2 separate regions of the Homo sapiens genome follow, and region 2 is linked to region 1. Evidence: chromatin loops called from intact Hi-C (ENCODE). Cell type or tissue: pancreas. All regions are shown on one strand. Each heading gives the region's core, and the rest is flanking DNA. Links, peaks and the distances in the headings are about the cores only. Region 1 overlaps SLC25A26 (solute carrier family 25 member 26). Region 2 overlaps LOC105377144 (a long non-coding RNA gene).

Region 1 (2,926 bases), core at 321-2,820:
CAACTATTTTATGACAGTTTATTTTTAAAAATAAAGCAAATGCATGTATATCAGGAAAATAAAATAACTTGATTTTAAGTATCTGAGATAAAGTTTTGAACATGTTTGATGTACTCTAAACCATGCATGGAAAAGCATCTGTTATTTACAGATCAAAGCAAACCTGAGTATCCTAAAACAACTAGAGTGAAAAATTCCCAAATTTAATTTCATCCCTGTCCACATGCTTCTTTGAACTAATAATTCAGAGAATTGGTCAGTATGTTGAACTAATTAGCATGCTTAATGCTTGCCAACTTTGATGGCTCCAATTCTTTAAGAAATTTTTTTTTTATTTTCCAAGACGGAGTCTTGCTCTGCCACCCAGGCTGCAGTGCAATGGTGCGATCACGGCTCATTGCAACCTCCGCCTCCCGGGTTCAAGCTATTCTCCTGCCTCAGCCTCCTGAGTAGCTGGGATTACAGGTGCCTGCCACCATGCCCAGCTAATTTTTGTATTTTTATTAAAGATGAGGTTTCACCATGTTGGTCAGGCTGGTCTCGAACTCCTGACCTCGTGATCCACCCATCTCGGCTTCCCAAAGCTGGGATTACAGGCGTGAGCCACCGTGCCCAGACAAGAAATGGAATTTAAAAAATAGTTTTAAAAACACACACATGGCCGGGCACGGTGGCTTGCACCTGTAATCCCAGCACTTTGGGAGGCCAAGGCAGGCGGATCACGAGGTCAGGAGTTCAAGATCAGCCTGGCCAGCATGGTGAAACCTCGTCTCTATTAAAAATACAAAAAATCTTCGGGAGGCCGAGGTGGGCGGATCACGAAGTCAGGAGATCAAGAGCATTCTAGCTAACATGGTGAAACCCCGTCTCTACTAAACACACAAAAAATTAGCTGGGCTTGGTGGTGGGCACCTGTAGTCCCAGCTACTCAGGAGGCTGAGGCAGAAGAATGGCGTGAACCCGGGAGGCGGAGCTTGCAGTAAGCCGATCGTACCACTGCTCTCCAGCCTGGGCAACAGAGCGAGACTCCATCTCAAAAAAAAAAAAAAAACAAAAATACAAAAAATTAGACAGGTATGGTGGCATGCGCCTGTAATCCCAGCTACTCAGGAGGCTGAGGCAGGAGAATTGCTTGAACCCGGGAGGCAGAGCTTGCAGTGAGCTGAGATCGCGCCACTGCACTCCAGCCCAGCCAAAAGTGCGGGACTCCGTCTCAAAAAAAACACACAAGCAAATTTGAGAAAATGCAAAGGCCATCCAAGTTGGCAAAATCATATATACTGAATAATGCCTCAAGATGCCTCAAAACATGAGTGATGCCTGTTTAACATCCTCTGAGTTACAAAATAGGTTGTAAACTGTTTTGGGGTTTTTGATTTGCATGAGATAAATCAACTTTTTTTATTCTGTATCCAACCAGTTTTTATGAGATTCAGCATACGTCTAACTTTATTTTAATATAAAGAACAGCAGTAAAGTGTTTTTGATAAGAAGTTAACAGTTTATATTTTTTAATTGCAATGAGAGTAAATTCATTTGAGATCTTTTAAATGTAATCCTACAACTAAGAGCCAAAAGCAAAGTGGATTCTTTACTGTCCACAAACTGGAGCATCATGGTCATTTTTGCTACAAAGACTTTCCTAACAATTACGTGTGGTAATCAGTAAATGACCCATAGTAAATAGGTTACTACATAGTAGACAGAGTGTTAACTAGCTAATTACACCTTTTTCTTTTGTCCTACTGCTACATGAATTTTTTTAAAAGTTCTATTTAATGCTGATATTCTAAGACTACTCATTTCTATAATTTATATGAGAACATCACACAGAGCCTTCCAAACAAATTCCACCTTGACTCGCAATTTTATTTTCTCCCTCTAACTTGAGGAGTTATGCATGAAATAAATAAATAAACAAATACTACATGATTATCTCAATAGACACAGAAAAGGCTTTCAATAAAATTCAACACCACTTCATGTTAAAAACTCAGTAAATGACATGATCATATATCTAGAAAACCCCATAGTCCCGGCCCAAAAGCTCCTTATGCTGATAAACAACTTCAGCAGAGTCTCAGGATACAAAATCAACGTACAAAAATCACTAGCATTCCTATACACCGGCAAGCCAAGAGACCTATCAGGAATGAACTCCCATTCACAACTGCCACAAAAAGAACAAAATACCTAGAAATCCAGCTAACCAAGGAGGTGAAAGATACTACAAGGAGAACTAGAAAACACTGCTCAGAGGTATCAGAGATGACACAAGCAAATGAAAAAACACTCCATGCTTATGAGTAGGAAGAATCAATATTGTGAAAACGGCCATACTGCCCAAAGCAATTTATATAATAGATTCAACCCTATGCCTATTAAACTACCACTGACATTCTTCACGGAACTAGAAAAAAACTATTTTAAAATTCATATGGAACAAAAAAAAAGAGCCCAGGTAGCCAAGGTAATCCTAAGCAAAAAGAACAAACTTAAAGGCCTCACACTACCAGACTTCAAGCTCTATTACAGGGCTACAACTCCATTACTGAGTATATACCCAAAGGAATATTAATCCTTCTATCATAAAGACACATGCACACGTATGTTCACTGCAGCACTATTCACAACAGCAAAGACATGGAATCAACCTAAATGCCCGTAATAAAACACTGGATAAAGGAAATGTGGTACATATATACCATGAATACTATACAGCCGTAAGAAAAAACGACATCACTTCCTTTGCAGGAATATGGATGATGCTAGAGGCCATTATCCTTTGCAAACTAATGCAGAAAGAGAAAACCAAATACCACATGTTCTCATTTATAATTGCGAGCTAAATGATGAGAACACATAGATCCACGGAGGGGAATAAGAGACACTGCAGCCTATCGGACGGTGGAGGCTGGGAGGAGGG
Region 2 (2,926 bases), core at 328-2,827, 530 kb before region 1:
AGGATAATGCACTGGAAGAGCACCTAACCCAGTCTTGGAGGGTCAGGAAGGGCATCTTAGAATAAGTGATTTTTTAACCAGGATCTTAAGAGTAATCCAGTCACTTGTCAAAGGTGAAGGTACAAGGGTGATATAAGATGGTGGAATTGCACATAGAGGAAACGGTTTGTAAACTAAAGCTCAGAGGCGAGAAAGGATTTCTAGTTCATCCAGAAATCTGAAAGATTAAGATGATTTAGATTAATGAAAAGAAAATAACATAGAGATGGGAGTCCCAGGTCCACGGCTCTGGGACTGGCACAGTGATGTACTAGCAGTGTGACCTTACACAAGTCACTTCTCTTGGGGCCTCAATTTCCTCATCTGTAATACAAAGGGATTGGCCTAGGAGACAGTGGAGAGTAGAGGAACATAAAGCCCCCACCTCATGTCCCTGGCACAAAGATTCTTGAGGGACTTGTGTTGGAGGGGCAAGGCCGGTCACCTTGGTCTCCGTCTTTAGAACTACTTCATGTTCCTGCAGTCATGTGGGAAGGAGGGCACCAGGGAGGCCGTGGAAACTTTCCCAGGACCTGGGCCACTGAAGTCGCCACCGAGTTCTATTATCAGAAGGAGACATTTGTACAGTCCTCGCTCTTTGATAGTCTGTGTCTAAAATGTTTTGTTAAGCCTGGAAAAAGGCAAATACTTACGTGTGATTAGATGGCATGCTGAAAGAACTTTCAATGTTTAATGAATGGAAAGCAAATATTGATTGGAACTTTTAAAATGGTGTATAGCATAAAAAACAATGTTTACTAAGGCACTTACACTTGTCCTGCACATAGTAGGTGCTTAGTAATGATCTTGATTTAAATAAACGTATAATACACCTAGTAACCCTGATACTAGATGTTTGTTACATAGGACTTGTTACTATTTGATTTCCAAAAAAAAAAAAAAAAAAAAAAAAAAAAGCCACCTAGTTTTAGGGCAAGTTCCCAATGTATTAACTTAAGCTCATGGGATGTTTTTCTCCATGTAAATTTCTTCTGACTTGAAACAGTACCCATGGCAGTGGCCAAACAAATGTCAGTCAAGGCAAAGCCATATCGTCACATCACAACATGTTGTAATCAAGGTCACAGACCAAACTCATGCTTTATCTCTCAACTGCTAAGGTCTTTGTGCTGCTGAGAACAACTGTTACAAATACTGGAAGATATTGCTTAAAGGCAAACAGAATGAGTACTTGGAGGAGTTGGCCCCATAAATGATATATTTCATAACTGATTCCACTTTTAAAGGAAGCTGCTTCTGTTGTTAAATACCCATAAGATAGGTGCCCCCTGCATAGCTATAACCTATAGTCTTTTAAACTATACATAAGAACCATTTAAAATACTTTGGTAGGTAAGACTGCATTAACAGAAACAAAGAGGTTAATTTGGGAAGGTTATACTTTGGTTTCACGAAAACACGTCAAGCTGTTCAGCCCACATTACACCTGGTGCAGACATCACACCGTAATCACACAGGCCATGCGTCATTTCATCTCTGCTCACCCAAAACAAGAGATGTCGCCAGTGAAAAATATTTTCTAGGTGGGAGATGTTCAGGTAAGGATTTCAGAGGCAAGAGAATTTAAAAGCAGCTAGTGTGAACTTTTTCTCAAAAAACCCTAAAAATTAGAGAAGGCCATATGCGGTCTTTGGAACAGACACATAACTGGAATGTCGCCACCCCTTTCTTGAGTTTGAGAGGCACCAATATGCATTCCCAGACCATGTGTTTTCAAGCACCCTTACTTGTCTAAGGGCCACCTAGGAGACAGCTGATAACAGCTCCAGAAATCACCACAAGGGGGAGCATTGACCTGGCGAGTCAGGTGGAGTCTATAGTCTGGACTTTTAGGGCACCTCATGAAGCCAACTTGCAACATTCACAGGTTCAGCCATTACCCAAGCTGGAAGCCAGCCCTGTAACACTTAGTCCGTGTGAGCTGAACATCTACCACCTTTTAGGATCCCAACCAAACTCTTATCCTACAAGTCACCCCAGGGGTCTGGAAGCTTCTCAAGCAAAATGTTTTCTTTACTCCCTGTTCTGAACATTGGGAGTGTGCTGCGTAAACCTCCCGAGAAAGCTCAATTCAAATGTCTGCAATCCTTCTTAGAAAGGGGAGGATCTGTCTTTTGGGCCCTGCGGGTAATTCCTCTTCCTAATGCTGACCACGGGGACTCCCCAAGAACATTTCCACTTCAGCAAGAATGTTGAACAATTTGCGTAACCTTTCCCAGGTACCTGCTATAACCCATTCTAGAAATCTAAATAGAAAACTCTATTTTTCCATCTAGTGTCCATGCAAGGATGGTGCATTTCTGCCAAAAATAAGTTTGGGGTCTGGCGTGTTATCTCCAGTTGATTCTTACAAATGACTGACCAAAGAAAGTGAAAGAGAAAAGAAAACAATTCGTGGAAAACTCATAAATAACTGTTTGTCCCCCTCCCCCAAAGCTCTGTAAATGTAAAGAACACAACATATATGGAAAATACACCCAAATTTAATGTGCAGTTTGCTTGCCATGTAACTGTTCATACATATTTTGCCACCTAAAGAAAACTGTGCAGCTTCTAATTGTTTTGTTCCATTTTGTTTTGTTTGACACGGAATTTCACTCTTATTGCCCAGGCTGGAGTACAATGGCTCAATCTCGGCTCACTGCAACCTCCGCATCCCGGGTTCAAGTGATTCTCCTGCCTGAGTCTCCCAAGTAGCTGGGATTACAGGCATGTGCCACTATGCACAGCTAATTTTTGTATTTTTAGTAGAGATGGGGTTTCTCCATGTTGGTCAGGCTGGTCTCGAACTCCCAACCTCAGGTGATCCTCCCACCTCGGCTTCCCAAAGTGCTGGGATTACAGGTGTGAGCCACCGTGCCTGGCC

The links. A loop is a pair of places that touch in the nucleus more often than their neighbours do. Peaks named below come from ENCODE experiments on the same cell type or tissue, not always from the same donor. Only the 100,000 strongest peaks of a DNase experiment are listed, where the experiment ranks them.
Region 2: it touches region 1 in a loop (4-fold over the local background); 3 of 110 quality-filtered maps call a loop at or near these places.

The regions. Positions count from the first base shown.
Region 1 is chr3:66,293,531-66,296,456 of GRCh38, reverse strand. All of the region lies in intron 5 of SLC25A26 (solute carrier family 25 member 26), which reads right to left. Among named protein-coding and RNA genes, the nearest start is that of SLC25A26, 74 kb to the right of the region's middle. In pancreas, for the core only: no CTCF peak of the experiment used is centred there; no DNase peak of the experiment used is centred there.
Region 2 is chr3:66,821,387-66,824,312 of GRCh38, reverse strand. All of the region lies in intron 2 of LOC105377144 (a long non-coding RNA gene), which reads left to right. Among named protein-coding and RNA genes, the nearest start is that of KBTBD8, 180 kb to the left of the region's middle. In pancreas, for the core only: a CTCF peak has its summit at 1,834 (motif pointing right); DNase peaks (open chromatin) are centred at 532 and 1,852; H3K27ac peaks cover 2,500 bases.